Regions from separate parts of the Homo sapiens genome. Here all the other regions are linked to region 2. A link is an interaction called in ENCODE POLR2A ChIA-PET data of the cell type or tissue named here. Cell type or tissue: CD4-positive, alpha-beta T cell. All regions are shown on one strand. Links, peaks and the distances in the headings refer to the core of each region. The heading gives the core; the rest is flanking DNA.

Region 1 (11,030 bases), core at 1,938-9,937, 84 kb after region 2:
GAACTCCTAAGCTCAAGCGATCCACCTGCCTCCACCTCTCAAAGTGCTAGGATTACAGGCATGAGCCACCATGCCCAGCCCCTGAAGTTTATGTTTTGAGCAAAATTATATATTCTGTGTCAACCAAAAGATAGAAAATGATACATACCTGATTTTCACTTGTAAGGTTCTTATTTTCCTTAAAACTAATGATTTCCAAGCTGGGCACAGTGGCTTAGGAGCTACTTGGGAAGCAGGGCCCAGAGGATCCCTTGAGCCCATGAGTTTGAGTCCAGCCTGGACAAGAAAGTGAGACCCCCCTCCTCTAAAAATAAAAGTAATGATTTTCAAAGAACAAAAGAAAACAGTCTGGCATGAGACTTTATTATGGTCTTACAAGAAGCTGTTCTCATTAATACTTAATATACATATTTTGAACATTATTTAAATTATGGATTTTTTTATTTCTAGGAAATGGCATTTTGGGGCCATTTTTTGTACTACAAACATGCAGAGCTCATTTATATTCTCTCAGAACCATTAAAAGTTGAGACATTTCATATATTAAAGTTAAGTGGAAATATTTAGATGAAGATATTATTGAAGATGTATTATTTTAAGTTGTAATAAAACTTAATGGAGAGTAGTGGTGAGTCCTCCCAGACTTAGAAGTCACCAAATTTAGATCTGAATTTTGATTCTGAAACCCAACCTCTCTAAGAATCATTCTCAACTGTAAAATAGGTGTAATAATACCCTTAGCATAGAGGTATAATGAAGATAAAATAAGACAATGTATATGAAACTCTTTAACAGTATGTATCAGCCCATGGTAAATATATAGTAAATGACAGTCATTATCATTGTTATAATTAACAATGAAACTGCATACATAGATCAATACCATGATAAAATATTAAATCTGAAAAATAACTTAGAAATTATTCACTTCAAGCTCTGAGTCCTAATTGAGGATTCATACATGCTTGTCTTGAATTGAAAATGTAGTATATTTCCATTTTAGAGGGTATTTATTTACCTCTACAAGTCTGGCAGAGGTTGTGTCTACATGAACCTTAAATATTTAGTTAATTAAACACAGTCAGCCAATTTAGATTCAACATTGTGTCTTCTTCTTGTTAGCATGGTTCCTGGAATTGACACAAGGAAATTTGCATTGGAATATTATGAGACTATCATTTGTGTTTCGTTTTTGCCTCATTTCCTGCAGAGGGATGCTAAAGAAAATTATTGCACAGCAAAAAATTAAATCCAATAGCAAAACTTTTTAGCAAACTGAGATTAATATCTTTGTTTAGTATTTTGACTGCTGCTTTACAAATCTCTTAGGCTTCATGGCCATTAACAGAAGGAATCTTTGAGTACAGATGTCTTACTACAAATATCTGGGGGCTACTGATTTCTCACCCAAAAGACTTACCGTTCCTGTGGGAATTTCCGGGTGCTTTTCCCCTCTCAAAGTGCAACTTCTGTCATCATCATCATCACAGTCAAATTCGATGTTAGGGAGAAAATTGCCCATGGAAGTAAGACTACTATTTGAGTTTCGCTTTAGGAATCTGCAGTACATCTGCATGGTAGCATTTTAAAAAATTATTAACTAGTGTTTTATTTAAAAAGATAAACATGCTCATGTTAAGAAAAATAAACAAAAATTAAACTTACTGAAAGTCATGAGATGGAAGGTAAAAATCCTTTCTTTCCTCTTCCTCTGAATCCCAGGTTCCACTTTTTTTTTTTTTTTTTTTTTTTTTTTTTTTTTTTTTTTTGAGATGGAGTTTTGCTCTTGTTGCCCAGGCTGGAATGCAATGGCTCGATCTTGGCTCACTGCAACCTCTGCCTCCCGGGTCCAAACAATTCTCCTGCCTCAGCCTCCCAAGTAGCTGGGATTACAGGCATGCACCACCACGCCTGGCTAATTTTTTATATTTTTAGTAGAAACAGGGTTTCTCTATGTTGGTCAGGCTGGTGCCAATGCTGCCTGGCATCCTCACAGGAATTTTCTGTTGATCAACTGTTCCTCTTTTTCACCCATAGGATTAACAATGTGTCTTCGTACTAGGGTGCAATAAGCTTTTCTTGCATTTAATGTTACTATCCCCTGAACAAGTTTCTATATTGGTACTTATAGCTGTACTTTATTTATTTTAAATGCCTCAGTTTTATCATTGAGCCATAATTTATTTAAGCGGTTCTTGTACATATATATTGGTGTGCGCTTGTGCAAGTACACCTGTAAGGATATATTTCCAGCAGTGGAATTTCTAGGTCAATGTGTATGATCTTTTTTATTTTGATAAACGGACACATTGCCTATCAAGGAAACATCTGAGGTTCTATGACAGTGGATACAGTTTATCATTGAAGTTCTCAGAATCCTCTGGGTACCTCATTGAACACTCCCCTAAGGAAGTTGAGTATTCACTTAAAATTGAACGATTACTTAGTTGTCAAGTCTTCCTGAGCCATACGCCATCATCTAGAGGACTCCTTCACTTTGCTATGATGTAAATTTCCTAAAAGGGAAATTTATTCTTTTAAACATAAACATTCAAACCTATCAGAAAAAAAAACCCACTATTTTCATCCAGGCGAGGTGGCTCACACCTATAATCCTAACGCTTTGGGAGGCCAAGATGGGCAGATTGCTTGAGCCCAGGAGTTTGAGACCAGCCTGGGCAATATGGCAAGAGCTCATCTCTACAACAAAATACAAAAATTAGATGGATGTAGTGGTGCATGCCTTTAGTCCCAGTTACTTGGGAGCCTGAGGTGGGAGGATCGCCTGAGCTCAGGGAGGTCGAGGCTGCAGTGAGCAGTGATTGCACCACTGTACTCCAGCCTGGGCACCAGAGTGAGACTCTATCTCAAAAAAAACAAAACAAAAAACGCCTGTATCTCAACTTTTAATATCTAGGGAATTAGAACTAGGCTGATTACATTTAAGTAACTAAGATGTTTCATATATAATAATCTTATGTCTTAGAAAATATTACTATGATGTTTTTATAATATTTTCTCTGAGTTATTTTTGAGTCACAGTGTCAGTGTAAGGTTTACTCTTCTGGTGTAATGCTTTCTGAAGCAGTTTCTTGCTTTCGTTTTAGGGTACATAGCATTGTGAACCCTTTATATAATGAACTGGAAATTGGAATTTGTATTTGTATATATCGATGGTAAGGTTTAATGGAACAATTTTCCCTAACTGCATTTATTTTGTATCCAGGAAGCGTCAGGACAATCATGCCCATAAGAACTCTAAACTGTTCAGGTAATCATTTCGTTTTTAAACTGTCCTAGAAATATGCTTTGTTTTCTATATTAAGAAGACTTTATAATTGTTTTGTTTAGATGCACCCTTTTATCTTTTCCAAAGTTCTGTGACATCTAATTCTTATAGCCTTGATGTCATTTTATTAATCACTGATTTTAAGCTGTAAAATATAGTTATACTTTATAGTAATATATAATACTTTATGAATTATGTATTTTATAAAACATGTATCATATATGTATGCTTATATGTATACTATGTTATATTTATATTTTATATTAATATGTAACTATATATATGGTTTTTTTTTGAGATGGAGTCTCGCTCTGTCGCCAGGCTGCAGTGCAGTGACATGATGTCAGCTCACTGCAACCTCTGCCTCCCGGGTTCAAGCAATTCCCCTCCCTTAGCCTCCCGAGTAGCTGGGACTACAGGTGCATGCCACCACACCCAGCTAATTTTTGTATTTTTAGTAGAGACGGGGTTTCACCATTTTGGCCAGGATGGTTTCAGTCTCTTGACCTCGTGATCCACCTGCCTCAGCCTCCCCAAATGCTGGGTTTACAGGCGTGAGCCACCATGCCTGGCCACATATTGTTTGTATTAAGCTATAAAACATATCTCTATATAGAGATATGTAATACACTTTGGCATACAAGTCATAAAACTTGGTTAGGAATAGCTCTATTTTTTTTTAATGGGGCTTTCTAAAACCTTATACTTTTGTAGATAATATCCATCAAGGATTTTCCTTCAAATGGTTTTCTAAAGTTAAAAAGTATTTAAAAGAGTGACCAAAATTCAAACATGGAAGAGACTTATGTTCATGACTTAATGCTGAGTTTGAAATTAATATATTTTAATTGTGGAATTAATGTAATCTCAATAAAAATAATTCCTTGGAGTAAAAAACATTTCAAATTTATCTAATTTCTGGTTGGTTAGTTAGGTTTTTTTTTTTTTTGGTTTCTTATTTGAAACTGTTATGACAATCTCTTTGTATTTTCTTTTTCTTCAGATCATTTTATCTTAGTGAAACTGGCAATTGAACTTTGCTCTAGTTGATGGGCAAAATTTCTCCTAGACTATTCATCATCCCAATTTCATCCTAGTTGAAAATTTTCAAATGCCATAAGAAATCTTTATAGATTTGCACTTAGCTTTTGGATGGACGTTTCTACAATGGAGAGAACTGTGTTATAGCCCTGGTCCAAGGACATTACTAGCTAATGCCCATCGACTGTGGTGTGCGTGTGGAAGGTTCCAAAGAGAAGGAGCAATCAGCAAGTTTGCAGACACCCTGGAACATGGAAGCAACCAAGCTTTAAGAAGCACAGCTTTGGAGACACTCCATGAGTCTGCACTGCTTTCAGGGGAACTAGCACTTAAGACCTTGTGTAACAAAATGGACACTGGGGACACAGCTCTAGGACAAAAAGCTACCTCAAGGTCTGGAGAAACTGATAAAGCATCAGGTAGATGGAGACAGGAACAATCAGCTGTTATTAAGATGAGCACTTTTGGCAGTCATGAAGGACAGCGGCAACCACAAATAGAGCCTGAGCAAATCGGAAACACAGCATCAGCACAACTGTTTGGTTCTGGGAAACTGGCCTCCCCTAGTGAAGTGGTGCAGCAAGTCGCAGAGAAGCAATATCCACCGCATCGTCCGAGTCCTTACTCATGCCAACACTCACTCTCTTTCCCTCAGCACTCATTGCCACAGGGGGTCATGCACAGCACCAAGCCACATCAGAGCCTCGAAGGTCCTCCGTGGCTTTTCCCTGGCCCTTTGCCATCCGTTGCCTCTGAGGACTTATTTCCTTTTCCTATACATGGCCACAGTGGTGGTTATCCTAGAAAAAAGATTTCAAGTCTGAACCCTGCTTATAGCCAATACTCCCAGAAAAGTATTGAACAGGCAGAAGAGGCTCACAAGAAAGAGCACAAACCCAAAAAGCCTGGCAAGTACATTTGCCCTTACTGCAGCAGAGCGTGTGCCAAACCTAGTGTACTGAAAAAACACATCAGGTCCCATACTGGGGAGCGGCCATATCCATGTATACCTTGTGGTTTCTCTTTCAAGACAAAGAGCAATTTGTACAAGCACAGGAAGTCACATGCCCATGCAATTAAGGCAGGATTAGTACCTTTCACAGAGTCAGCTGTATCTAAATTGGACCTAGAGGCTGGTTTTATTGATGTAGAAGCAGAAATACATTCAGATGGTGAACAGAGTACAGACACAGATGAGGAGAGTTCTTTATTTGCCGAGGCTTCTGACAAAATGAGTCCTGGTCCACCCATCCCACTGGACATTGCCAGCAGAGGCGGCTATCATGGGTCATTGGAAGAATCATTGGGAGGTCCAATGAAGGTGCCGATTTTGATTATCCCTAAAAGTGGGATTCCTCTCCCTAATGAAAGCTCTCAGTATATTGGCCCTGATATGCTACCAAATCCATCTTTAAATACTAAGGCTGATGATTCGCACACAGTCAAACAGAAACTTGCACTAAGACTGTCAGAGAAAAAAGGACAAGATTCTGAGCCATCGCTCAACCTTCTGAGCCCGCACAGTAAAGGAAGCACTGATTCTGGTTACTTTTCTCGCTCAGAAAGTGCTGAGCAGCAAATAAGCCCTCCCAACACAAATGCAAAGTCTTATGAAGAAATCATCTTTGGAAAATACTGTCGGCTTAGTCCGAGAAATGCACTCAGTGTTACAACCACAAGTCAGGAGCGTGCCGCAATGGGTAGGAAGGGCATAATGGAACCATTACCTCACGTTAACACCAGGTTAGATGTCAAGATGTTTGAAGATCCTGTTTCACAGCTGATCCCAAGCAAGGGAGATGTCGACCCCAGTCAAACGAGCATGCTGAAATCCACTAAGTTCAACAGTGAGTCCAGACAACCCCAGATTATTCCATCATCTATCAGGAACGAAGGAAAACTTTATCCAGCAAACTTCCAAGGCAGCAACCCGGTTCTCTTAGAAGCTCCTGTAGACTCTTCACCCCTTATTAGAAGCAACTCAGTGCCAACTTCTTCAGCAACTAATCTAACTATTCCTCCTTCTTTGAGAGGAAGTCACTCATTTGATGAAAGGATGACTGGTTCCGACGATGTATTCTATCCAGGGACCGTGGGCATACCCCCTCAGCGCATGCTAAGAAGACAAGCGGCATTTGAGCTGCCTTCGGTACAGGAGGGCCACGTGGAAGTCGAGCACCATGGCAGGATGTTGAAGGGTATCAGCAGTTCATCCCTGAAGGAAAAGAAATTGTCTCCTGGGGACAGGGTTGGGTATGACTATGATGTCTGTCGGAAACCCTATAAGAAGTGGGAGGACTCTGAAACACCAAAGCAAAACTACAGGGACATTTCCTGCTTGAGTTCTTTAAAGCATGGTGGAGAATATTTCATGGATCCCGTGGTGCCATTGCAGGGAGTACCAAGCATGTTTGGAACTACCTGTGAAAACAGGAAACGCCGGAAAGAGAAGAGCGTAGGGGATGAAGAGGACACGCCCATGATCTGCAGCAGCATTGTAAGCACTCCTGTGGGCATCATGGCTTCCGATTATGACCCCAAACTGCAGATGCAGGAAGGAGTCAGGAGTGGATTTGCCATGGCTGGACACGAAAACCTTTCTCATGGTCACACGGAACGCTTTGACCCATGTCGGCCCCAACTGCAGCCTGGAAGTCCATCTCTTGTGTCAGAGGAGTCACCTTCAGCCATTGATTCAGACAAGATGTCAGACCTAGGGGGCAGGAAACCTCCTGGAAATGTGATTTCTGTGATTCAGCACACCAACTCACTGAGCCGACCCAATTCATTTGAAAGGTCTGAGTCAGCCGAACTTGTGGCTTGCACACAGGATAAAGCCCCTTCCCCTTCAGAGACTTGTGACAGTGAGATTTCAGAAGCCCCAGTGAGTCCTGAGTGGGCTCCACCTGGGGATGGTGCAGAAAGTGGGGGGAAACCCTCTCCATCTCAGCAGGTGCAGCAGCAGTCCTATCACACACAGCCCAGGCTAGTTCGGCAACACAACATCCAGGTTCCTGAGATTCGAGTGACCGAGGAGCCTGATAAACCTGAGAAGGAGAAGGAAGCCCAGAGCAAAGAGCCAGAGAAGCCTGTGGAAGAATTTCAGTGGCCCCAGAGAAGTGAGACCCTTTCCCAGCTCCCCGCGGAGAAGTTGCCACCCAAAAAGAAGCGTCTGCGACTTGCAGATATGGAGCACTCCTCAGGGGAGTCCAGCTTTGAATCCACAGGCACAGGCCTCTCCCGCAGCCCCAGCCAAGAAAGCAACTTGTCCCACAGCTCCAGTTTCTCCATGTCTTTTGAAAGAGAAGAAACCAGTAAGCTTTCTGCACTTCCTAAGCAGGATGAGTTTGGGAAGCATTCAGAGTTTCTGACTGTCCCTGCTGGTTCATACTCATTGTCTGTCCCAGGCCATCACCACCAGAAAGAGATGCGACGCTGCTCATCAGAGCAGATGCCTTGTCCTCACCCAGCGGAAGTCCCAGAAGTTCGGAGCAAATCATTTGATTATGGGAATCTGTCCCATGCTCCTGTGTCGGGAGCAGCAGCCTCCACGGTATCACCGTCCAGGGAGAGGAAGAAATGCTTTCTGGTGCGGCAAGCTTCCTTCAGTGGCTCCCCAGAAATCTCCCAGGGCGAGGTTGGCATGGATCAGAGCGTGAAGCAAGAGCAGCTGGAGCACCTGCATGCTGGCCTCCGGTCCGGGTGGCACCATGGCCCGCCTGCTGTGCTGCCTCCTCTTCAGCAAGAGGACCCAGGGAAGCAGGTGGCGGGTCCTTGTCCCCCGCTGAGCTCGGGGCCACTGCACCTGGCCCAGCCACAGATCATGCACATGGACAGTCAGGAATCTTTGAGAAATCCCTTGATCCAACCAACATCCTATATGACAAGCAAGCACTTACCTGAACAGCCACACTTATTTCCACATCAAGAGACAATTCCATTTTCTCCAATCCAGAATGCCTTGTTTCAGTTTCAGTATCCTACAGTTTGTATGGTTCATTTACCAGCTCAGCAGCCTCCCTGGTGGCAGGCACATTTCCCACATCCCTTTGCTCAGCACCCTCAGAAGAGCTATGGCAAGCCCTCTTTTCAGACAGAAATCCATTCGAGCTATCCCTTAGAGCATGTGGCAGAGCACACTGGAAAGAAACCTGCTGAGTATGCACACACGAAAGAGCAGACCTACCCATGTTATTCAGGAGCATCAGGGCTACACCCAAAGAACCTTCTTCCAAAGTTTCCATCAGACCAGAGCAGTAAGTCAACTGAAACGCCCTCTGAGCAGGTTCTTCAAGAAGATTTTGCCTCGGCAAATGCTGGGTCTTTGCAGTCCCTCCCAGGAACAGTGGTTCCTGTTCGGATCCAGACGCACGTACCATCCTATGGAAGTGTCATGTACACAAGCATTTCTCAGATACTTGGGCAGAATAGCCCTGCCATTGTCATATGCAAAGTCGATGAGAATATGACCCAAAGGACACTGGTCACCAACGCAGCCATGCAAGGGATAGGATTCAACATTGCCCAGGTGCTGGGGCAGCATGCGGGCTTGGAGAAGTACCCCATTTGGAAAGCACCTCAGACTTTGCCCCTCGGCTTAGAATCCTCCATCCCCTTGTGTTTACCTTCCACCTCTGACAGCGTGGCCACCCTGGGAGGTAGCAAGCGAATGCTTTCTCCAGCCAGTAGCTTGGAGCTCTTCATGGAAACCAAGCAGCAGAAAAGGGTCAAAGAAGAAAAGATGTACGGACAGATTGTGGAGGAGCTTAGTGCTGTGGAGCTGACCAACTCAGACATCAAAAAGGACCTCTCCCGCCCCCAGAAACCCCAGCTGGTTCGACAAGGATGTGCTTCTGAGCCAAAAGATGGCTTGCAGTCAGGGTCATCTTCCTTCTCCTCGCTGTCGCCCTCCTCATCTCAAGACTATCCTTCTGTTAGCCCGTCTTCCAGGGAGCCATTCCTGCCCAGCAAGGAGATGCTTTCCGGTTCCCGGGCACCACTTCCGGGGCAGAAGTCCAGTGGGCCTTCTGAAAGCAAAGAATCTTCAGATGAATTAGATATCGATGAGACGGCATCGGACATGAGCATGAGCCCACAGAGTTCTTCATTACCAGCAGGAGATGGTCAGCTGGAAGAGGAAGGGAAGGGCCACAAGCGGCCTGTTGGCATGCTGGTCCGCATGGCCTCTGCCCCCAGCGGGAACGTGGCAGACTCAACTCTTCTTCTCACGGACATGGCAGATTTCCAGCAGATTCTTCAGTTCCCCAGTCTGCGGACAACAACTACTGTGAGTTGGTGCTTCTTGAATTATACAAAACCCAATTATGTGCAACAGGCCACCTTCAAATCCTCGGTTTATGCTTCATGGTGCATTAGTTCCTGTAATCCAAACCCATCAGGATTGAACACCAAGACCACGCTGGCTCTTCTGAGGTCCAAGCAAAAAATCACTGCAGAAATTTATACTCTGGCTGCTATGCATAGGCCTGGAACCGGCAAGCTTACATCATCAAGTGCTTGGAAGCAGTTTACTCAGGTAACAAATACTGTTTTAGGAAGAACTTTGTATTGTGGATTTGATTGCTGAGCAGACTACATAGTGAAGGATATAAGGCCTAAAAAAAAAATACAAGTAAAATGAAGGTCAGTGTGGGGGCGTTTTCAGAAAGTCTGGCCTTACTCAGGAGTGGAAGAAGCCACTGACTGCACTTGGTTCTGAGGTCTCAGGCATGGTCCATTTTCAGAAGAAAAAGCCTACATTTATGCTTTTAAAATTTAAAAATTTGGGTGCCATGAAATCCTACCACTGGGATTAATTCCCATGGGTTATTTTCCTTCTGACCTTTGTGAGTGACCTAGCAGGTCTAATTTTCTCTGGATGTGAGGAATTCAGGGAATTGTGAAGTGGGCCATAGAGCAGGGAATGGAGGCTGAAAGGAAAGACGAAGAAGGAGGACCGAGCTTTGCAAATGCTGCAGGGCTTACTCTCATTGACGAGACATCTGTCTCCTTCAAAACTTATTTTTCCAAGTTGCTGGCTGGTTTATTCCTACAAGAACCATCAATGCCTTCCATGTAAAATTATAAAAATATTAAGGGGAATTTTGAAATTTCTGCTAAATTAATAAGGAGGCAAATAGAGGATTTAAAAATATGTTTTCACTTTTATCAGTTACCATTTTCCCTTCAATAATTTTTGAGACTACTTCCTTAATTAATATAGATTGTTTTCATTGCTACTTCAAAACATAGAATGTGTCTTTTAAGTATTAGCATTGCACAGAGTGCTGAGTGTATATGTGTATCTATATATTTTTATATATAATATATGTACTTATTATATATAGCTGTAACAGAATGTTGAATTTATTCAGTGGAAACTGTCATTCTTATCTGATTTTATCCCTAGTGGTCCTTATTTTATATAACTAGTTCCTGGCCTTTTAGTACAGAATTTAGGCTCATTTTCAGAGATGATGGAAGAGTGGGACATAGGGGCTCCTGTGTCTTGGAGAAAGCATGTGAAATGATTCTCTCTTCTTGTCTTACAGATGAAACCTGATGCGTCCTTTTTATTTGGCAGCAAACTAGAAAGGAAACTAGTGGGAAATATCTTAAAGGAAAGAGGGAAAGGAGATATTCATGGAGATAAAGATATTGGATCCAAACAAACTGAGCCAATCCGAATTAAAATATTTGA
Region 2 (11,030 bases), core at 1,130-9,129:
TGATACACATAATCGATTATATGTATTATAAAATATATGATACATATAATCGATTATATGTATTATAAAATATATGATACATATAATCGATTATATGTATTATAAAATATATGATACATGTAATCGATTATATGTATTATAAAATATGTAATACATGTAATCGATTATATGTATTACATATTACATATATAATAGATGTATTACATAATATATAATAGATTTGCTAATGTAGCAAATGCAATATGAAACTGTCAAGTTAGGAGAAATTGGGAGAAATTGTCTGAAGGAGTGACACTTATCTTTCACATCTGGAATCTAGTACAATACATTGCTTTATTCTTGTAAATATGTTAGTCAAACACACGTTTTGGGTATTAATGTTTATTCTCTACAGTGTAAAAAGAGAATGCAGGGCTGCTAACAGATTCCAGTATAAAAGATTGATAATAGAGTCTTAACAAACTGCTGGGCTGATGTGCCACTCTAACTTTATAAGCCTAAATTTCCCTGAAAAAAAATTTAAGTAACGGTATAAAACTTCAAGTGCCACTTTGTCATTGTTGTTGGTTTTAATTATTACAGCAATCAGTAGCCCTCAAGCTATTTCCCCCATCTTCCTGCAGCTGTCCAGAATAGCCATCTGTTCTTGCAGGTGGGCCAAATTCTAATCTCTAGTAAGGCTTCCACCCGGACTGGTGTGCTTACCTACCATTTCTTTCTTAGGAGCCCGCTTTGAAATGGAATCCTTTTCTAAACAGAAGTTCCATACACTGAGTTTTATCTATTTATAATTTGAAAGTGTGGGACTGACAACTTTGAACTTAGATGACATTAAATTGTTTGGAGGGAGAGGGCAAATTTTAAGGGCATTTACTTGATGATTTGGAAAGAAAGCCCAAACAGATTCTTTTGGAGTGTTAAATTTGGGATATTACTGTTTCATACTCATTACCTTTTACCAACAGTCGGATGGGAAAAATGTGTATGTGGGTTTAAAATAAATTCTGTTAGTATATGGTGCTATTCTACTGTATCCAAGGATACCTTCAAGTAATAGAATTACTTCTTTGCTCTGGCATTTTGCTTATAGTTCCTCCAATGTTATTGCCTCACAGCTCTGGTTTCCATGGGAGGAGACAATATGTTTTTCATATATAAAAATCTGGTTTATTCATCTCAAGCCATTAGTACCTATGTCAAAACTTCTCATTATTAGTAAATTTCATTTTATGTATGAATCATACAGGGGAAGGCCATTCCAATTGATTTGTCAATGAATGGGGAAAGACTGCTACTTGGTAATAATATATAAGACAATGATTATGTTATTTAGAAACGTACAGAACCAAAGAGGTCTATTATTCTAGCCTGCATTTTCCTTTGTGAATGAGCCTCAGCATTTGAATATGCTGAGAGTATTGTCTTCAGGTGTTACTTGCTGGCATGTCGTTCTGTTGTGATGTTTCTGCTATCTGATGTATGCATGTTCGTATACTGTCTGAGTAGATTTTAACTTCCTTGAAAATAGATCTGTGTCTTCTGTGAAATGATAGTTGACTTAACTTCTCTTTCTTTTTTAGTTTTTCCAACATTAAATAAGGCACATGGGAATTAAAGAAGCTTCCTCTCATTTTAAAAAGTCTATTGCTTAGACAAGTTGCAGAATTTGTGCGGAATAAAGCTACTACAAAATTTGTGCAGCAATGGATAGCCTGTAAAGCAGGGGTCCCAGTACCTGGGCTACGGATCACTAGTGGTCTGTTGGCTGTTAGGAACTGCTGCACAGCAGGAGGTAAGTGGAGGTGAGCGAGCATTACCACTTGAGCTCCGCCTCCTGTCATATCAGCAGTGGCATGAGATTCTCACAGAAGCGTGAACCCTATTGTGAACTGCGCATGCCAGGGATCTAGGTCTCTTGCCCAAAGAGAATCTAATGCATGATGATCTGTCACTGTCTCCCATCACCCCCAGATAGGACCATCTAGTTTTCCTGCAGGAAAACAAGCTCAGGGCTCCCACAGATTCTATATTATGGTGAGTTGTAAAATTATTTCATTATTACAGTGTACTAATAATAGAAATAAAGTGTACAATACATGCAGTGCACTTCAGTCTTCCCAACCCCCTGCCTGCCGCCAGTCCATGGAAAAATTGTCTTCCACGAAACCAGTCCCTGGTGCCCAAAAGGTTGGGGACCACTGTTGTAGAGCTTTATAGTATGAATGTACATATTAATAATTTATTTAAATTCTTGAAACAAATGATAAAATATACATATATTTTCCTTTCATCAGGAGTTCATTTAAGTTTTTATCACCTGGGTTCTTCTTAACATGAATGGGAGCAATATGAAGTCAATACATGTACATAACATACAAGGGTGATTGTGGCTCAGTTTTTTTCTTATCTTTTTTACAGTTCAGAAAAATGTTGGAGGTCCGAGGGGATAGAGATCTTTGCTGAATTTCTGTCTTTCCTTTAAGAGGAGAACTTACAGGAGAAAAAAAGATTTAACACTTTCCCTACTGTGAACTTTAACAAAAATGAAGATTTTGATTTTGCTTAGAATTCTTTCTTTTCAGGAACTTTCAAAGGATATTACCTCAACTTCTTGCATAGCAGTACAGTGATAAACACTTCTTTTATCATTTTCTTTTCTTTTTTTTCTTTTTCTTTCTTTCTTTCCTTTTTTTTTTTTTTTTTTTTGAGACGGAGTTTCACTCTTATTGCCCAGACTGGAGTGCAATGGTGTGATCTTGACTCACTGCAACATCTGCCTCCCAGGTTCAAGTGATTCTCTTGCCTCAGCCTCCCAAGTAGCTAGGATTACAGGTGTGCACCACCATGCCCGGCTAATTTTTTTACTTTTAGTAGAGACAGTGTTTCGCCATGTTAGCCAGACTGGTCTTGAGCTCCTGACCTCAGATGATCCACCCACCTTGGCCTCCCAAAGTGCTGGGATTACTGACATGAGCCACCGCGTCCTGCCTCATTTATCGTTTTAAGTTTTTATTTCTCTAGTCTTTGTTTCGACAAGCTTATGTGGATTCTTTTCTTTCTTTCTTTCTTTTTTTTTTTTTGAGACTGGGTCTTGCTCTGTTGCCCAGGCTGGAGTGCAATGGCAGGATCATAGCTCACTGCAGCCCCGACCTCCTGGGCTGAAGTGATCCTCCCATCTCAGCCTCCCAAATAGCAAGGACTACAGGCATGTGCCATCACACATTTTTTAATTTTTTGTAGAGACGGAGTCTCCCTTTGTTGCCCAGGCTGGTCTCGAACTCCTGGGCTCAAGTGATCCTCCCAGAGTAAGTCTTATTGCTATGCCTTTAAGCATATACTGTTGGCTGAGGAAATGCCTCAGACTTTTCTTGTAGGGATCAAAAGTTATAGTATTGGTTAAAAAAAATAGAGACAGAATGTGTTTCTACAGTATCTACATAGTTCCTGCCTTCAAAGTGGCTAATCTCAAATGATTCATTTAACAACACCCATCAAATGTTTATTGAGCACTTGTTATGTGCCAGGTGTGCTGAGCCCAGTCCTCAAGCTCCACGAGTTTATGGTTTATAAAAAAGGCATATGTAAACAAACTGCAGTATAGTAAATGAGGGTTTCCAGAGAGGTGGGCCCAAGAGATCAGGTGAGAGGGCTGGGCAGGGTGGCTCACACCTGTAATCCCAGCACTTTGGGAGGTCAAAGTGGGTGGATCACTGGAGGTCAGGAGTTTGAGACCAGCCTGGCCAACATGGTGAAACCCCGTGTCTACTAAAAATACAAAAAAATCAGCCAGGCGTAGCGGTGGGCACCTGTAATCCCAGCTACTTGGGAGGCTGAGGCAGGAGAATTGCTTGAACCTGGGAAGCAGAGGTTGCAGTGAGCCGAGATCGTGTCATTGCACTCCAGCCTGGGCAACGAGAGTGAAACTCCATCTCAAAAAAAAATTTATTTAATTAAAAAATAAAAAAATAAGAGGGCAGGTGAGAGGAGGTGTGATAAAAGATGAAGCAGATAAGGGAGGGGGGCATTTATTCTCAAGAAATATTAATCAAACACTTGTTATTTTCCAGGCACTGTTTAGGATACTGGGGCTATAGGAGTGAACAGAGCAGTGCTGCCTCCTTTGAGAGCTTCTATTCAGTGTGGGAGACAGATATTTATCATCCTGCCCAGCACTCATGCCTGTGTGTTAATTAGGTAGGGGAGAGGGGGGATCTGCAAGGAGGTGACATTTGCAGAGGGGCCAGAGTGAAGTGAGGGGGTCAGGCACCAGGAGCAGCCCTGCTACAGTGTGCACTGCCTTCATATACTTCAAACTCCTCTTGAAAGAAAGGAAATAACATGTCAAAGTGAGGAAGAGAAACGGCATAGTATAAACAGAAATAAGATGATATGTCTGGGATCTTGATGCTTTATGTCACTGTTAGTCCCCCAGCCTTCATCAGTAAGGGCTGTTTCCCAAGCCTGGGTTGAGATACTCTTCTAGGGGGAACAGCCTCTCTTCCCCCAACCACCTGTCGCCCTAGGTCAGCTGCAGCATCCCTGCCGGGGACCATGCATAGCTGGGCCATCAGGAAGCCAATGGTGGGGGACAGCTGCCTGGGGCAACACTGGGCCATAGATAAGTTCCCAGACCCAAGACCCGACCCCAGCCCCTCCTAGACAGCAGCCCGCAGCCCCGTGGCTTCCCCCCGCCCGCAGGAGAAGCCACACAAGTCTTAACAAAGGGGAGTCCCCGTGTGGAAAGAACAAATCCGACCTAAAATTAAACCTGGAGTTTTAATATAAAGAAATGCTCATGATTAGGTGTTTACAGCACCTAATCTTCAACAATTAAAAAGAAAAATGTGTGGGTGGGGTAAAAAATAGCAATACCCACACTCTGAAGTTTTGGAGAAAAACAGGAAACTAGTCTTTTTTAACCAGTGATGCCCAAAACTGGTTATTGCAAAGAGGGTTGTTTTTCTAATGCAGTGTGGTCAGCGCAGCTGCACCCGAAGTAGAATTCTGCTCATGATGCAGCCGTCTGTGGATTTCTTTAGCTGACAAACCTATAGACAGGCAGGCATAATTATCAGTTCTAACCTGGTCATTATGGCCGGATGGTGCTTGGAAAACAATTTGCACAAGTCCTGAAACCCCGTGAGAACATACAAAATAAGAGCATTTGGCGAATATGCAGTTATTTCCGGGAGTTGTGAATGACTTAGATCTAGGGGCTATACAATAGCTTATTGTAGAAGAACTGTTTGAATTCTCTTTTTATTTGGATTTTTTTTTAAGTTGACAGACAACATCTGATGGCAAATGACTTTTTTTTTTTTTCTAATTTGCTCATGAACTCAAGCTTCACTTTCTAACAGCGTTTTAGATGTTTCTACCTTTTTATTTTTGGCATTCGCTGGTTGGTGACAGTGAAGTCATGATTTTAAAATTGGGGTTACAGAGATGTTGTTTCCTGGCCACAGAGTCTCACAAATGCACTATCACCACTACGTTTCTGAACAACATGAGAAAAATGATCACAGAGGAGACCATTTGGGCAACACCTGACTAGATTTTTGTCCTTTTGAATAATGTAGAATGCTTCAGAACCCACTTGAAGTACAGTAATCCCCTTTATCTGCATTGTACCTTACACGGAAGTCCAGGTTGGTCTCGGACCAGTCACTGAGGTTTCCCCTCCACTTCCTGCTGTGGGCTCAGTGTCTTTGGGGAGCCCCTGCTAACCAGAAGTCTCCCTCACAGGTCATTTCTTTGTGTCATCTTTCTAAGGATAAAAAGGGGCATTAGACTTTTGAAAGTTGAGTGATATAACCTAGATTTCATTGCTGATTGCATTTTATGGTCTCCAAGCCAAGCATTTGGTTTGTGCATTGAAGGCTTTACGCTTGTCTGTTTGTATCAGACTTTACAGTTATCTCTTTAATAAGTAAATTACTCACGCTTCTCTTTTGTGAAGCTTGATTTCAGTGCTTGATCCAGGCAGTGTGCCTGGGCTTAGCAAGGCCCCCTCTCCAGCTGACTGCTGAGGCAGTTCCAAAAAAGGTAGTCATTACTGCTATTGATTTCTGTAGCACATCGGTCATGTTAGAATTATTTGCAGTGAGAGGGGAGTCAACTCCTTGCATATGACTTTTAGTTTCACCACCAATGTATTGTACATTGAAGTCTTCAGTATCTTTGAGTCTTCAGTGTCTTGGGGGCAGTGACCCAAGCAAGTCAAAGGAGATTCTTTTCACTTTTTTCTCTGGGAATGGCTTGGGGAGAATCCTGGATATTAAAGTGGTGCAGTAGGTGGAACTGGGAGACATAAATTCTCCTTTTCTTTTTTTTTTTAACCCCTTGCTGTCTGTTTTTTAGTGAAAAGCGATGCAGTTACCTGCCATTTCCCCCTTACCAGGATGTGGTAAAAAGTAACGAGAGAATGGTTGTCAAGCGTTGTCAAATACTGAAGACAGATATTTTATAAAGTGCCAGCTTTTACTGAAAACAAACACACCAAAAAACAACAAAACCAGCAAACAAGCATAATTTATCAGAAGGTCTCAAATTTCAGACACATTAACATCCTGGTGTTTCAGTTGGGAAAACATAGCCCTGTGAGCTTGTGATAATGTTGAACTGGCAGTAATAAGAAATAAGTGAAAGAATACTTTCACTTCTTATATATGCCTCCACCATAGTGTATTTTTAATAAGTTTGCATACTGAGATTTTGGAAATCTGTGGATACAAATATAATTTTACACTTTCATACCAGTAAAGCCTGAGTCCAACGTTGACACTCTTCCTTTTAAATGGCTCACTTAAGCATATGAACAGAAGCACTGCATAAAAAACTCAGTGGGGAGACTCAGGAAAACAGATTCCTTTCTTATTGTAGATCCATGAACAAAACCTATCTCAGCAGATAATTCAGTATAGTTGAGAGGTTCCCCAGAACTAATTTTGGTTTCTACCACGTGGTTATTAATACATTAAGTATTTGCCCATTAAAATTAAAGGCTCCTCAAATTCATACTGTTTGTGCCCATTTTGTTTTTGTTTGTGATTTTTATTATAACACAAAGACAGTTTAAAACACACTGTACTCTTCTTCTTCTGTCCTTCCTAATGATAAGATGGTGCTCTGGGGATGACGGTTACTTGTACAGAAGGTTGTAGCGGAAGAGGCCAGTGTGGAATGATTAGTCCTTTCCCTGCTGTGCACACACAAAGATTGGTCCTTCATCCTCACAGTCAGCATTTCTCATGTGGCCTGGAGCTCAGTGGAGACTTCGCCTATCAAGCTTGGGGTCAGCTTTTGCCTGTGTTCAAAAAAGTTGCTCTTGTGGGTGAACTTACCACGTGGGTGGTTCATCTATTGTAGCCCACAGACACTCCATGTGACTGGGACCCTTAATGAAGCGGGTTTCATAAGCTCCCTCTTACCTACTTTCTTTGGAGCCAATTCCCTTCTCTTTACCTTTTGGGAAGAAAACCAGCATGGTGGTGAGAACTGAAAGTGAAGTTGCAGATGACTAAGCCAAACTTTTTCTGCTTTTAGTTGAGGAAAAAAAGGACCAGAAAGAAGTTACTTAACGTTCCTTGCCCGGGTCATGGAGTCATTTGTGGTGGAGTGGACCTGAAAGCTGTGCCTGCTTTCATTCTTTTTCCTACATCCGGCCCAGTAGGACTTTTCCCTGGGGGAGATTATTGCTTTAATACTGGGTGGCTGCGAGCATTTCAGGAACGTGTGCATGTTCCTGGGTTGTCATTTGATGCTTGGGGAGGAATACAGCTGCTGTTTATGGAAAAGCTTAAGAAGCAGGATGTGGCATTGGTGGCAGGGTTCACATTCACAGAGGAGTTTGTGCAGTGCCTTCCCTGGAAAATTTCAGTTACATTCAGGTGATACCAAGTTCATCCCGTGCCCTTTCTGCCAGCCTCCTAAAGTTCGGCTGTCTTGATTGGACATCTTCAATTAAAAAACAAATGTCACACTTTGTAATTCTGAAGAATACTATGGGTTTTTTTGTAGAATTTCTCTTGGTTGAGCACGATCTTTAGGATGAAGTTTGAGTAATACAATTAGTCTAAAGGATTTTTGTTATAATCACTTGCTTAAACATCAGGAGCCTAGTGACATGTACCAAAAAGTTATTGCAGCAGAGTTACAATGTTACCGGTTTTCTTAGCTCCAGCATGGTTAGGCATTTGGAGCCAGATAAGTCTTTGTTGTGGGCGACTATCCTGTGCATTGTAGAATACTTACCAGCATCCCTGGCCTCTACCCACCAGGGTACAATAGCATACCCCTTCCCACTCCCAGTCTTGGCAACCAGAAAGAACTCCCAGACATTGCCTAGTGTCTCTTAAGGGGGCAGAATCACCCTAATTGAGAACTACCACAGGCTAACAATAAATCTGAGGGGGATGGCACAGCCACCAGCCTGAACCGGGTTTTTATGAACAACACAGAGCTTGAATTTAAGAAACCAGAGTAAGAAACAAAGACTGAGAACATTATGTGACTAAACAGTGAATATTCCCAGTCAGTGACAGAGTGAATGGCAACCCCAACCAGGGAATTCCCCGGTTGCCTTGTGGTAGGAATTCCCTTCTCTTCCTCAATTCTCTTGCCCTCAATTCTAGGACACTCCCTTTTCAAAGGCTGCTCTAGCTTCTGATTCACTTATTTTCCCTGCCCTCTTTTCTTTTCCATTCTTCTGCCATCTCTGCTGCTACCAATGCCTGGACCACCACTGCTGCCCTGACAAAAGACAAGAGCCACTGAGATTCTTCCTACTGATGCCCCTGGCCCATCTGTGTCTTGCTATTCTTACTTTGTTATTTACCTCTTAGAGTTTCACCTAGACTTTTACGGTCCTTGTAGGAAAAGGCAGTTTCATATCCTATTGACTCAATTTCTCAGTGTGACTATTTGACAAGAAGCTATGCCATCTAAGGTGGGTAGGTTCTATGTTGCTCTTATTACATTGCCTTAGGCGAATTCTAAATCAGGTTATACAGGCTTTTGAAGGGTGGCCTTGCATGCCAACCAGTATTTATGACACTGGTTTTAGAGGGAAACACATTCCAAATTTCAAATAGTAAGCTTAAAAGTGAACTGTTAGAGTATGATTCATTTTAAGTAGGAACTATTCTGGGAGCCGGAAGAACAGGTGCTAGCACCTGTTACAAGTGAATTCTTATCGAAACCACAGGGAGACCCTTTGGGTAGCCAGCTTAGAGTCCCTTCTCTACTGGGAGTGTAACTTCTCACACTAAGCCCCAGGCTCAGAGGGCAGACAAGCTGGATTAGCTAGGGTTTGCTTCTCTGATGTGGAAAAAAAAATAGATATCTGGTAATTTCCTTGGATTCCTTTTGGACATGATCTTGTGTACAAATCTGTGCCAAATGAACTTAATCTGCCAAGAGAGGAAAAGAAAAATACCTTAATCTATGGATCTAGCTACCAACTGAAGGAAGTCAATAAGAAAATAACTGGAATCTTAGCAGGTTCTAGAAAAAGTAAGAAAAGAGGTATATGTTGTACAAGTATGCAATTAAACTAAGAGAAGTTTGGAGTAATTAAAAGATAAGCACAAAAATACCTCACTTTCTACATCAAATGACAAATATTTATATCAAATTTTTCAAAGATAGGAATGTTTATCATTTTAGACTAGGAAAGATACAACACAGAAGACTCTAATACTCAGAGGGTTTTCCAGTTCTGAGTATCTTATGTATTTTTCCCCTGTTACTCTAAATTTGTCAAACTGCACAAATTGATTCATTAGATTGAGTGTTAAGTCTACCTAAACTAGAATGTGATAGTGATGGGCCAGTGACTTCTTTGGAGAAATCTCTAAAACATCTATGCTGATGAGTTTTGAAACTGGGTTCAGGGTGTCCTGAGACATCTGGGAGTTGTTGAAATAAAGTATATCTGTGGTGGATTTAAGAATTACTCTATATTTCAGGTCATGATAGGAGGGATACTTAGCTCCCAAGTTTTAAAGAATTTAGAAGAGTGCTGCCTTTCTCAAATATTGTTATGTAATTGATTATTCAGCATGCCTTTTGTTATGGGGTCCACACAGTAACAATCTATTTTCAGTGTCTGACCTTCACTAGCCCCTGAGCTCCATGAAGACAAGAATCATGGCTTATGGGAATGCACAATTGTTTGTTGAATAAATAATTGAATAAATGAGAGAAAAAAAGAGTTTATTGTGAGCATTTTATTAAAAAAAGCGAAATGCTACTTCTTGATAGAAAGATTAAATAAAGTCATTTCCCAATAATAAAGTTAAAACAAAATTTAAAATAATATAATGGACTGAAGTTTTAAGTTTGGTGGGAAATCTGTGGCTTTAAGAAGGAAGAAATAGACTATACTTTTTAAAGATAGAAAGCATGGCATGCCCTCCAAAATTAACCTAGTGGAACATGGTGTGTAAAGTCTCCCAAACCCATCAATTTTAGCCTTACTTTATAGTAATAAACACTTTTTATTGCCAAAGTAAATTAGGACAATGATCTGGGTAAAATAATGCTCTTGAGCTGGATAAGAAAGACTTTGATTTTCTTGCCAAATTTAAAGCAATGACCTTCGTTCTAAGTGTGAAAGCAGCATATCATTGTTGTATAAAGACATGAGTGAACCCCACTGAAACTCTTCCACCGTGAGGTTCTGTCATACCAGCTCAAATAGTGAGTAATCAGGAATGGTTCAATACATTAAACATTCTTTTGGCATGGTGATCCTTTTGTCAGGTCAGAATCATTATGACTAGAACTGAAAATTGAGTGCCAGTCATGGCAGGATATTTAGATTTCTTCAACCCATGTATCTTTTTACATTGCCACTATGTCTATTTTCAAGAGGGATGGTTCAGACTCAGGCTTAAAGGATTAAAAAACTCTCTCCAGCACTTACAGTGAGGCTGTAGACAAGTTCCTGAGCCTTTCGGGGCCTCAAGTCCTTTGTAAGCTAGGGTAATAATTGTACCTGCCTCATAAAAGATTAAATGGGAAAATAC
Region 3 (10,960 bases), core at 97-8,096, 110 kb after region 2:
ACTTGCATGATGGTGAAAAGGACAATTTTGGTACATCACAGACTCCATTAGCTCACTCCACGTTTTACAGCAAGAGTTGTGTGGATGACAAGCAGTTGGACTTTCACAGCAGCAAGGAATTATCTTCAAGCACAGAGGAAAGCAAAGATCCTTCATCAGAAAAGAGTCAGCTACATTGATCTATGATGCATGGAGACTTTCATTTCCACATTTTCCCATTTTTTTGTTTTTGTTTTTCTAGAAATGGAGGTAATCCAGTTTATAGCATGCCTGTCCTAAGTTACAGTAGTTTGCTATTATATATACTTTTGTTATATCAAAAGAATTAGGTAAATTAACAAGTCATCATGAGCCTGACCAAAACAAAATTTGAAATTAACCTATTGGGTCTGGTACTTTTAAAATTGTACAGATGTTTGTGCCTTTTCTTTACTTTGCTTATATTCTTATAAGCATTTTTTAGCAGTAATTTGTACATATTTTAGAATTTGTGTATCTGCTTTGTAATAAATGTAATTTCTTTCCTTTTTTGGACACTTGGATCTAAATGATGTAAAGCAAAACAGCATCAATATATATGTGAGGTTGCACTAAAACATATTTTTATATGATTAAAACTGAACAGCTTTTATGTACAGCTCTGATTCTGTAATACTAATATTTATTTACTTTGTTTCATAAATTGTACATTTTTTCTTAATGTTGTGGATTGCTTTTCTATGTGAAGCATGGGATTTACTGTTGCGTAACTAGAACAAAAATGTACATTGTAAACAAGATATTTAAACTAGAGTATCTTATTCTGCACTTATGCATTAGTTAAAAAAAGATAAAGGATGTATCAGTCAGTTCTTAACTCTTGTATATTTTTTTGTCTCTTGTTTGCTGGATTGACTATAACTTAAGTGCTGATTGTGATTTTAAAATGATAGTACCGTAAAGCATTAAAGTAAACAATGTGCTATTGTGAGTTTTTTCAAAGCTTTATAAATCAGTTATAAATAATATTAAAAGTATTTGGTCTTATGTGAACATGTTGATCTATATACTCATCTAAAAATATGGGAAAACATTCCACCCCATGTAAATATGTACAAGTGCATCACTGGTACAATTTTATGTAACTCAGTTGGACACTAGGTTGCCACAGACCTATGCTAGGTGTCTTTAAAAAATTAAGGTGACAAAGCACATGGGACTGTGTAGAGCTTGGTTATCGGCCGGCCCGGTGGCTTGGCAGGCAGTGCTGTGCGCTGCTCATGGAGAAGACCTGGGCTTAGCAATCTCCTTAGTTCTTGCTACACAGGATGGTGACTGGAACTAAGGCTACACAGAGGGTCGCACTTGGACTCTGAGGGTTGGGTGTGGAAGGGGGAAAAGGAGATGGAGACCTGCTCCCCAGCTCTTCCTGTCAGCCGGTTTACATGGGAACAGGGTTAACATCTGTGTTAGGGGAGGTCACCTTACCCTTTTTCATAGGGGAAGAGTGTCACACTCCTGGCTATCTCAGGGGGAATGGGGAAAAGAATCTTTCAAGGGCAAAGAACTCGTGGGAGGATGTCTGTTGTATGTAATACTCACAATGGCTTTTGGTTAGTGTTGAAGGTGGGAAGAGCATTTGTAGGTCCAGAAGAGTGAAAGAGAGGGAGGGGTGCAGCAACATGTGCACAGGCACGCACATGTGTGCACGCACACATACAATCTGGGTTATCTTTGTGCTATATAGTGGATTATAATTCTGTGAAACCAAGTTTGTATATTGAATTACATTAAGGAGTGTTCTTTAAAAAGAGAAATAAATATACAATTACATGCTTGAGGTGTCTAGTTCTTATGTGTTGCTTTACATTTTAATTTCCCAATTTTGTTTCTAAAGTAATTTTGATACTAGCAACATACCATCTGTGCTTTTAATTGCTAGGCTCTGCCCATCCTGAGTGTGAATGCTTTTAACAAGTGAGAAGACAGTCATTGGCTTCCATAGATTATCTGATTAGAACAGATAGTGGTCACCAAGGTGTGGGCCCTAGGAATAGACTTATCCAAACCTCAGCATGGGCCTGGGCAGCATACGTTGCATCTGAACAGATTCATGAATAAAGCAAATTATCATTTTTCCTCTGCCTCTCTTGCAGTATGCATACTTATCTGAAATTCCACTGGGGAAACCTCTTCTTTCTTTTTGCTAAGGTGGCTGAAGCTAAGAATCAACTAAAATATATCAGAAGATACCCACAAATCACAGTTCTTTTATTAGAATGAGTAGAATCTTTTTAATAATAAGAGCAGAAGCTCATTAAAAGTCAAAACCTATTAGTATTTTCACTATAAAAATCTCAAATTTGTGGATTTACAATGTACCTATTTGCTTTTATGAGCCAGACTGTCTTTTTAAACTGTGTTTTACAAAGGTGATTTAAAGGTCAACACAGACACTCTAATATCTGTCTCTTACCAAGAAGAATCTTTTGATTATGTAGGGTGATTTGTGTGTCATATTCCTCATTGATGTGTGCGTGCGTGTGTGTGTGTGTGTGTGTGTGTGTGTGTGTGTGTTGGTGATCCCAGGCCAAATCAAATTACTCTGTTTCCTCCTCTACCTAATTCATCACTCATTTATTCAGTCATTCATTCATTCATAAAAGTTATTGAGTGCCAACTATGAACTGGGTACGATAGTGGGCATTTATTTTTATTTTTATTTATTTATTTATTTATTTATTTATTTATTTATTTGAGAGTCTTACTGCAGGCCAGGCTGGAGTGCAGTGGTGCTATCTCAGCTCACTGCAACCTCCGCCTCCCAGGTTCAAGTGATTCTCCCATCTCAGCATCCTGAGTAGCTGGGTCTACACGTGCATGCCACCATGGCTAATTTTTGCATTTTTAGTAGAGACAGGGTTTCACCATGTTGGCCAGGCTTGTCTCAAACACCTGGCCTCAAGTGATCTGCCTGCCTCAGTCTCCCAAAGTGCTGGGGTTACAGGTGTGAACCTAATGCTCCCAGCCTGGTGGTGGGCATTTAGAATTAATAAAGAGTATCCGTGCCACCAAGGAGCTCAAGTAAATAGGAAAGACATATATGTAAGTAAATGTGGATAATATGATGTTTGAGCTAAAATAGTTGCACATTTGGTTTTATAACCATAAAGGGAGAGAGAAATCATCCTGGAGAGAGCAATCATCCTGCTGAGAATGAAGAAAAGCTTCATCACAGAGGTAGCCTTAGAACAGATCCTTGAAACAATAAATTGACTAATTCATTCAACGTAGCTTTTCATCACCTACATTGGAGTACTCTTGTGTGTGCTAGGTGTCCAATATGGCACAAAACAGATAAAGTCCTTGCCTTAATGGAGTTTATATTCTAGAGGAGAGGGCAATATAAAAAATTAGTGGGAAAACGCATATTAGATCTGATCTGAGATGTGTAAAGCAATTAATGTGTAAAAAGCAAGATGTAGCTGGCACCCTAGGTATGTGGCAAGGTAGTACATGGTTAAGCTAGAAACACATATCAAAGTCCAATTTCCTAATCCAGCCTACAGGTCTGGCCCTGTAAGCAATGGAGAACCAAGGAAGGATTGAAGCAATAAAGTGGCCTTGCTAATTGTTGTCGTTATCATTATTTTGGGAAAAATAAAATACTGTGGCACCAGCGAAGATAAGGGAAATAAAAGCAGCAACAATCCAAACAAATGATGGAGACCTGGAGAAAGAAGGGACAGTTTTGCTTAATGAAGAGGAATGGCTGATAGCTAGACTGATTTGGTGCTGGGATGAAAGAGATGGAGAAGTTAAAGATGATGAGTTTTTAACCTGGACAATAGAATGAGGGTGGCATTATTCAGCCACAAAAGAGAGTGGATTTGTACAGAATGCTGGTAAAGAGATGAGCTTTCCTTAGCAGTTCTGAAGGAGTTCAACCTCAAACAAGAGAGGCCAGAGCTGGAGACTGGTTTGTCAGTTCTTGTTTTTCATCATAGCTGAGAGCACTGAATTGGATGAAATTCCTCAGGGTATATAAAGGGGTAGAAGAGGAAGTTTGAGGGTTTCCAAAGGTAGACAAAGAACATAGGGGCGAGCAAAGGTATACTTCACAGGACAGCACATCTCATCTGCTGAGCCTTAATGATACAAAATTGTTTAATATTTTTGAGAACTTGATTTTCAATATATTCCCCAAGATAATTTCTAGAAAACAAAACTTTTAGAACATCATTTTCTGAGAAAAAATCAACTGCATTTGTGGAATTATTTACTATTAGTTACTATTTCCTTAGTAGCATAATAGTAGCTTCATTATTAAATAATAAATTAGAGGTTATTAAATTAACCTGTCATTTACAAATATCTTTTCCAAAACCTGTAGTCTAGAGAAGTTAGGTGAAGTTTTCAAGGAGAAATAGGTGGTTCATTACAGAATCAAGGCTAAAAATGAGCTCCCACCTCTTTGTCCAGGTTTGCTTAAAGAACAGTTTCTCATTATTTATGCTCTTCTCACTTAGATCAAGATTACAATCACAATAATGTACTGTGAAAGTTGTTGGGTTGAATGGGCTCAGAATCATACAAAAACAACAAAGCTTATTTCTGCCCTGGAAATGGTCTTTATTAGTTTAAAATATATTACTAAATATGGTGGCATCGACTTTGCCACAGTACAGTTTTTTTTCCCAGGGGCAATTTGACATTATACAGAGCATCAGCTCCCATTAATTTCCGAGTGTAGAGAAACATATGCTTACCCAGACTTTATATGCAACAATAAACCAGCTTGGCTATGCAGTAGTACTGAAGAACAGGGAAAGTGGTGGAAATTATTCTACTTGGCACCGAACAGTACCTAAAGAGTAACAAGAAGAAGACACAAACTCTATTTTCTAGAATTCTCTAGATGGATCATTTTATGCATACATATCCATTGCTTATCAACAACTAAGGCCACCTTCAGAAATATACATTTGACAGGATGTATTGACTTGTGCCTGTAATTCCAGCTACTTGGGAGGCTGATCTAGGAGGATTGCTTGAAGCCAGGATTTCAAGACTAGAAATACATGTTGGTTATCAAAATGAATCATATCAACAGATTTTCTCTCCATTCACTAAGTGCCTATAAATGTATTTCAGATTCTGCAGTAGATCCCTGCCATGGATTTTTATTTTTTTGAGACAGCATCTTGCTCTGTTTCCTGGGCTGGAGTGCAGTGGCACCATCTGCAACCTCTGCCTCCCTGACTCAAAGAGACACTCCCACCTCAGCCTCCATAATAGCTGGGACCACAGGTGCCCGCCACCACGCCCAGCTAATTTTTTGTATTTCTTTTGTAGAGATGGGGATCTCACCATGTTGGCCAGGCTGGTCTAGAACTCCTGGGCTCAAGTGATCTGCCTGCCTTGGCCTCCCAAAGTGCTGGGATTACAGGCGTGAGCACCCCGCCCAGCCCCTGGCATGTTTTATTCTTCAAGTAGATTCCAAGTGTTGTTACATTGTTGAAATACAAGCAGAATCCATATAGTTCGATGTGAATAAAATCTTATTTTGGCAAAATTAAAATAAAATGATTAATGATCATACATTTCCTTAATTTATTAAAAATCATATTAATAAAATATTTTTAAATGAAAACCTTTCTATTAAAAAATGCCACTGGGCACGGTGGCTATTATTTCCTACAGGTTATTGTTGCAGCATGTAGGAAAAACTACATACACACACATTGTACATGGTCCAGGGATCCAGGCCATTTATGGGGACAGCATCCCCATACAAAATCTCTTGTAGCTAATAATGATAAGTATTCTCTACAAGCCCTGTTTTAAGTGCTTTCATTTATTCCCTCATTTAATAGTCACAAAACTGAGTGAAATAATTTGCTTAAGTTTTCCCAGCTAGTAAATAGAAGAGGCAGTTAGGCTCTAAAGCGGTGCCATCCAGTAGAACTTTCTGTAATGGGAAAAATGTCCCATATCTACACCTTCCAATACAAAAGCCTATAGCTATACATGACTGGAGCACTGGGAATGCGGACAGTGCAAGTGAGAAACTGGACTTTTAATTTTATTTAATTATATTTAAATTAAACTTCACATGTGTCTAGTGCTTCCTGAATTGACTGGCCACCTCTGCAGGCTGGACCCTTCCCCTGTGCACAGGCTGCACCACCCACCTCTATAAGCACTCATCATTTGACAGCTATTGAGGTTCTATCACATGCTAGCTCTTTTCTTGGTGCTGGAGCTATACCAATGAACAACAACCACCAAACCACACCAAACCCAAAAATCTGCTATCAAAGAACTTAGGTTCAGTGCTTATCACTAAATATCTAGTTAAGGATTTTGGTGATACAATCCTATTGACTGCTTCTGTTTCCATTGAGTTTTGGACCCTGGAACTCACTCAAGCAATAACAGCCAAAGCACGCTTTTTTGAAGAAGTAAACAAGCATCCTCCTCCTCCTGCCAGAAATCTGTTAAAAGCAAGGATGGAGAATATATCCCATTCTCAGGACTCATGTGGGGTCTCTCACTTCTGCCTTGGTATAAATGCATATGCCCCCTTGTGGCCTAAGGAAAGAGAGATGCAGCTGGGCTCCCCAAGGGCCCTGACTCCCCTACTGCTTCTGCATAGGACATGGAGTCTATGAAGAGAGCGCCCTGGCTCCTGGAAGCCTTGCCTTGCTTTTCTACTGACCACATGTTATTAAGTAAATGGAAGGCAGAAGGAAGGAGTCTGACATTTCTTCTCCCACAGTGAAGGGTGGAGGAAGGAAAGAAACAGAGGGGTTTCCTTTCTCTAGCCCAGCGGCCATCCTGACTGTGAAGCAAGGGGTCTGAGGAGAAAACTGCTCCTTGCTGCCGCGTATCCATCTAAGTAGCCAGACTCATGGAAAACCACACTGCAAATGTTGCCCTCTTTGGAGAAAACCCACTGTCACCAAGGATCTACTGTTTTCCCCAAAACATAGTCTATGACTCTCTGTTATCCCCTTGGAATCAGTGAGATCATAATTCACGTGATATTCAACTGAAACAAACTAGACAAAGAGATTAAATAAAGCAACTTCATCTTAGCTCAAAAATTAGAACAAGCAGCCTTTCCCAGAGAGAATTAAGCCCATCAGAAAATGATTTGAGTGACTATTTTTCTCAAATCTTCTAAGGAGATTACGTAACTAGCACCATCCTTGTGTGTAGGAAAAAAGTTAATTTGTTACACACAATGGGTGTCTTAGGGCATTAGGACTTAATATTCATATGGAAGCCTGTTTGACAAGGGATGGACTGTGGTATATTTCCCAACTCGTATCATGCCTAGTCACATTGTCAAATCTAGTTTAACAGAAATAATACATTGAGTACCACAGGACAGCATCAAATCCCCCCAAATTGTATCATGCCAGCAATATTAAAATGCCCCAAATGTGAACACTGCCTCATTAATATTTTCCAGAATAAACTTAAATTGCAAAAAGATAACCTCCTTTTATATTAAATACTAAATAAATTTAAGTCCCCAGTTTTGCTTCCTTTAATTCCTTACCCCAAGAATAACATAACTTACGTTCCCAGGGAAGGTTACAATTCAAATGTGTTAGGCATTTCAGCCAGGACCTTGGTGTACCTACCACTCGGCAATATGGGATTTCTTTCAGGGAAAGTGGTCCACACAAGGAACATAGCCAGATGGGAAAAAATGTTATATTCCCTATTTATCATCCCTCCTCCCTCTGCCAATCACATGCAGCAAATGCTTCAGGTTAATGATGCATTCAAGAATGTGTCTTGATCTCCATTCTGAAGTAAAGCCACCTTCTTTCTATGTAAATCTAAATCTTAGGGTATGTATAACTAGACATTCCTATGTCAAAAGAGATATGTCCAGATTTACTGCATTCTGTTTAGATAAATAAATATGTGTCATTTTATGTATATATACATTATTTCATTTACTCCTTTTAGCTCCTGTAATATGGGCATTATAACTTCCATTTCGCAAATCACCAAATATTTGTAGAGAAAGAAACATAAATTTTATAACTTGCCCAAGATTACATAACTGAGTTTCAAACTCAGGTCTGTCTGACTCCAGAATCATCCATTCCATTATTTCATTGATTGTCATTCAGCCATAGCTGCAAGCTTTCAAAGGAAATTCATCATTTGTTCTTTCATTCATTCAAACATGTTGATTGACTGACTGCTCCTGCTGCACTGTTTAGTAAGCAAGACCGCATGTGAGCAAGAGATTTCAATGACAGCATGGAAAGGAATTTGAGAGAGGGATTGCTGCAATGCAAACCCAGATTTGAGGTAAGTGAATCTGAACTATAAGGAGGGAACCCTAATCTGAACAAAAAGTAAGGGTGTTCTGGAACGTAAGGTGATTATCAGGTTAGTGCAGAACATTAAAAGTGTTACAGGTAGGGGAGGCCCTCTGGAAAAATCCCACAGCAAGAGAGAGCAGGACATGTTGGAGAGAACAAAACAAATTCTACAGAGGGAGTAAAGATTCTGAGGTGCAGGGCCAGGAAAGGGATAGCAAGAGGTGGAGCCGACGGGATAAACAATGATGAGATACTGCAGGGTCTTGGAAATCATTTTTAGAGGTTTAGACATTAGGGCAACAGTTATTTGGGAATTAGAGCGTGCTAGGTAGGAAACTGATGGGACAGGGTTTGCGGTTTACCCGCTAAAAGGGCTTTAAGGTACACTGTCCAAGAGTCATAGCAACATGGGGCTACAGAGCACTTGGAACGTGGTTACTCCAAATTGATATGCACTGCAAATGTGAAATATATGCCAATTTTGAAGATATAGCACAAGGACGGTTTCAAATATGTTATTCATAATTGTTCATAGTGAGAACATGTTTAAATGATACTACACTACAAATATTAGGTTAATTAAAATGATGTTAAAATTAATTTCCTATGCTTCTTTTTTTAGGTTGGTACCAGAAATTTCACAATTGCATACGTGGCTCACATTGCATTTCTATTGGATGGTGCTGGTGAAAGAGAGAATAGATGAGGGGTTGGGAGGGGCCACTGAGTTCAGCTAGGCGGCTATTTCCATGATGGTGGCCTGCAATAATGCGGCAGTGGTGAAGATGAAAGAAAGCAGACAGACTTGAACTGCAAGAAGGTGGTGCACCATATGAGATGGTGGTTTATTAGATACAAGGTTCTCAGAAGAAGGGGGCGTCATGGTTAACGTCCCATTCCTAGCTAGCCACAAACAGATTAAAGATGATGCCTTTTCACAACATGGTTAAAGGGCAGGGGGCAGGGAGGTTTGGGAGAGCCCTGACGGATTTGGTAGCTCTTCCTTACTTCCTGACTTTGGGGGTCCTGTGGACATCTGAAAGGAGAGGTCCAGGGAGCAATTGGAACTGTGGTTCTTCTGATACTATCTTAATAATAATAAATCTATCTGTAATTTATTTAAAGTGGATCATATGCCAGACAGATATAATCTCATTTAATCCTTCCATGAATTTGTTGATAAGAATATGGCTACATTCCCTTCCTTTTTTATTGCTCTATATCAATGGTTCACAATTTTATCAACTATCATATTTTATAGTGCCTCTTTTGTATAGTTTACTCATCCTATTATATGGAAAATATCCATATAATTTTGAAATTATTATATGGATAATTGAAATTATCCATATAATGTATAATATCCATATAATATTTTCAAAATTATATGGATAATTTCAAAAATTTCAGTATAATACCCTAACTATATATAAAGGAGAAATGACAGAAACTTAATTTACAATAAAATTTTATTCATCTATTAAATAGGTAAATGTACTGTGTTATAGTTAAAGATTACAGTAGAAAGTATAATGAAGAAGTTAGGAGCTTGCACCTCCATGCAGATCACCGTGATTATGACAGCTACATATTCACCTGCCGGTGTATTATACTGGGAACTCAGATGCCACAAGTGGCATTGTCATTAGAACATGATTTTCTGAAATGAGAAAGAAAATCTCGGAAAGTTCCAAAAATAACAAAATGTGAATTTTCTCAATTGACATGTGGTTGCCCTCCCAGAAATATGTAACAAACCTGCACATTGTGCACATGTGCCCTAAAACTTAAAGTATAATAATAATAAAATTTTAAAAAAAGAAAAAAAAAAAATTATAAAAATTTTTTAAAAAATTCAGTCTCCAGTCCATTCTGCTGTAATGTTTGTTTTAAAATTTTTCCAACACAGTTGACATACTAGGGAACAATTTGAACATAACACATTTGCTTATGCTTGACTTTTTAATTGAGAAATACTAGGTGAATGCAGAAGACAGCACTTAGCTGAAGGAGCCATGTAGGAATATACAAACATAAACACTAACACAATTCCAATGTCTACCAGCTACCTCATTTCACCAAGAGTGTTATGACCCCACCCATATACATAGTGTACAGCATAGTGAAGTTGGACTTTCTGTTCAATTTCAGATGACCTTCCTTCCATCACTTCACAGTAAGTCACAAACTGCAGCTCTTCTGTCACCTACTTCTAGTAGCGAATATTAGATGTTTTTCAAGTTAAGCGCCGCATTTATTGGAGTACTTATGTATTTCTTAACCATTAATGCATGTAAAACTATGCTACCATTTTTACTGGCACCCTATCTTTTTTTAACATATCACTGATGAAGTTTTGGAGTATTGTGTCCCTAACCCTGTTTTCCCCATAAGCCCTATGGCTTGTTATTGCACAATTTTGCATAGTACAATGATTTTTGGGAGCACACTTGTCTTCTGGTAGCAGAGATGACTTGAAAATCTATACCCCCACTTCAGATTTGCTTTATAATGAAACAGAGCTTGATTCTAGGCTCACATAAATCCAAATGAGTATTTCACTTTCGTGTCCCATTTAGAGTAACATTCAAGTTTACAAAATGGTTCTGCTCATTGGTGGAACTCCA

Evidence for each region. Peaks named below come from ENCODE experiments on the same cell type or tissue, not always from the same donor. Only the 100,000 strongest peaks of a DNase experiment are listed, where the experiment ranks them.
Region 1: POLR2A ChIA-PET joins it to region 2 with 10 read pairs; 5 of 35 experiments call an interaction of 5 or more read pairs at or near these places.
Region 3: POLR2A ChIA-PET joins it to region 2 with 10 read pairs; 6 of 35 experiments call an interaction of 5 or more read pairs at or near these places.

The regions. Positions count from the first base shown.
Region 1 is chr6:142,768,388-142,779,417 of GRCh38, reverse strand. It overlaps HIVEP2 (HIVEP zinc finger 2), which reads left to right. Exons shown (of 10, transcript NM_006734.4): 4 at 3,227-3,271; 5 at 4,293-9,866; 6 at 10,882-11,030. The coding sequence starts at 4,680. Among named protein-coding and RNA genes, the nearest start is that of HIVEP2, 170 kb to the left of the region's middle. In CD4-positive, alpha-beta T cell, for the core only: no CTCF peak of the experiment used is centred there; DNase peaks (open chromatin) are centred at 4,947 and 5,357; H3K4me3 peaks cover 535 bases; H3K27ac peaks cover 1,684 bases.
Region 2 is chr6:142,851,511-142,862,540 of GRCh38, reverse strand. All of the region lies in intron 1 of HIVEP2 (HIVEP zinc finger 2), which reads left to right. Among named protein-coding and RNA genes, the nearest start is that of HIVEP2, 88 kb to the left of the region's middle. In CD4-positive, alpha-beta T cell, for the core only: no CTCF peak of the experiment used is centred there; DNase peaks (open chromatin) are centred at 4,620, 5,060, 5,680, 8,570 and 4 weaker places; H3K4me3 peaks cover 2,828 bases; H3K27ac peaks cover 6,716 bases.
Region 3 is chr6:142,742,326-142,753,285 of GRCh38, reverse strand. It overlaps HIVEP2 (HIVEP zinc finger 2), which reads left to right. Exons shown (of 10, transcript NM_006734.4): 10 at 1-1,817. The coding sequence ends at 179. Among named protein-coding and RNA genes, the nearest start is that of HIVEP2, 200 kb to the left of the region's middle. In CD4-positive, alpha-beta T cell, for the core only: CTCF peaks have their summits at 6,302 and 6,502; a DNase peak (open chromatin) is centred at 6,585.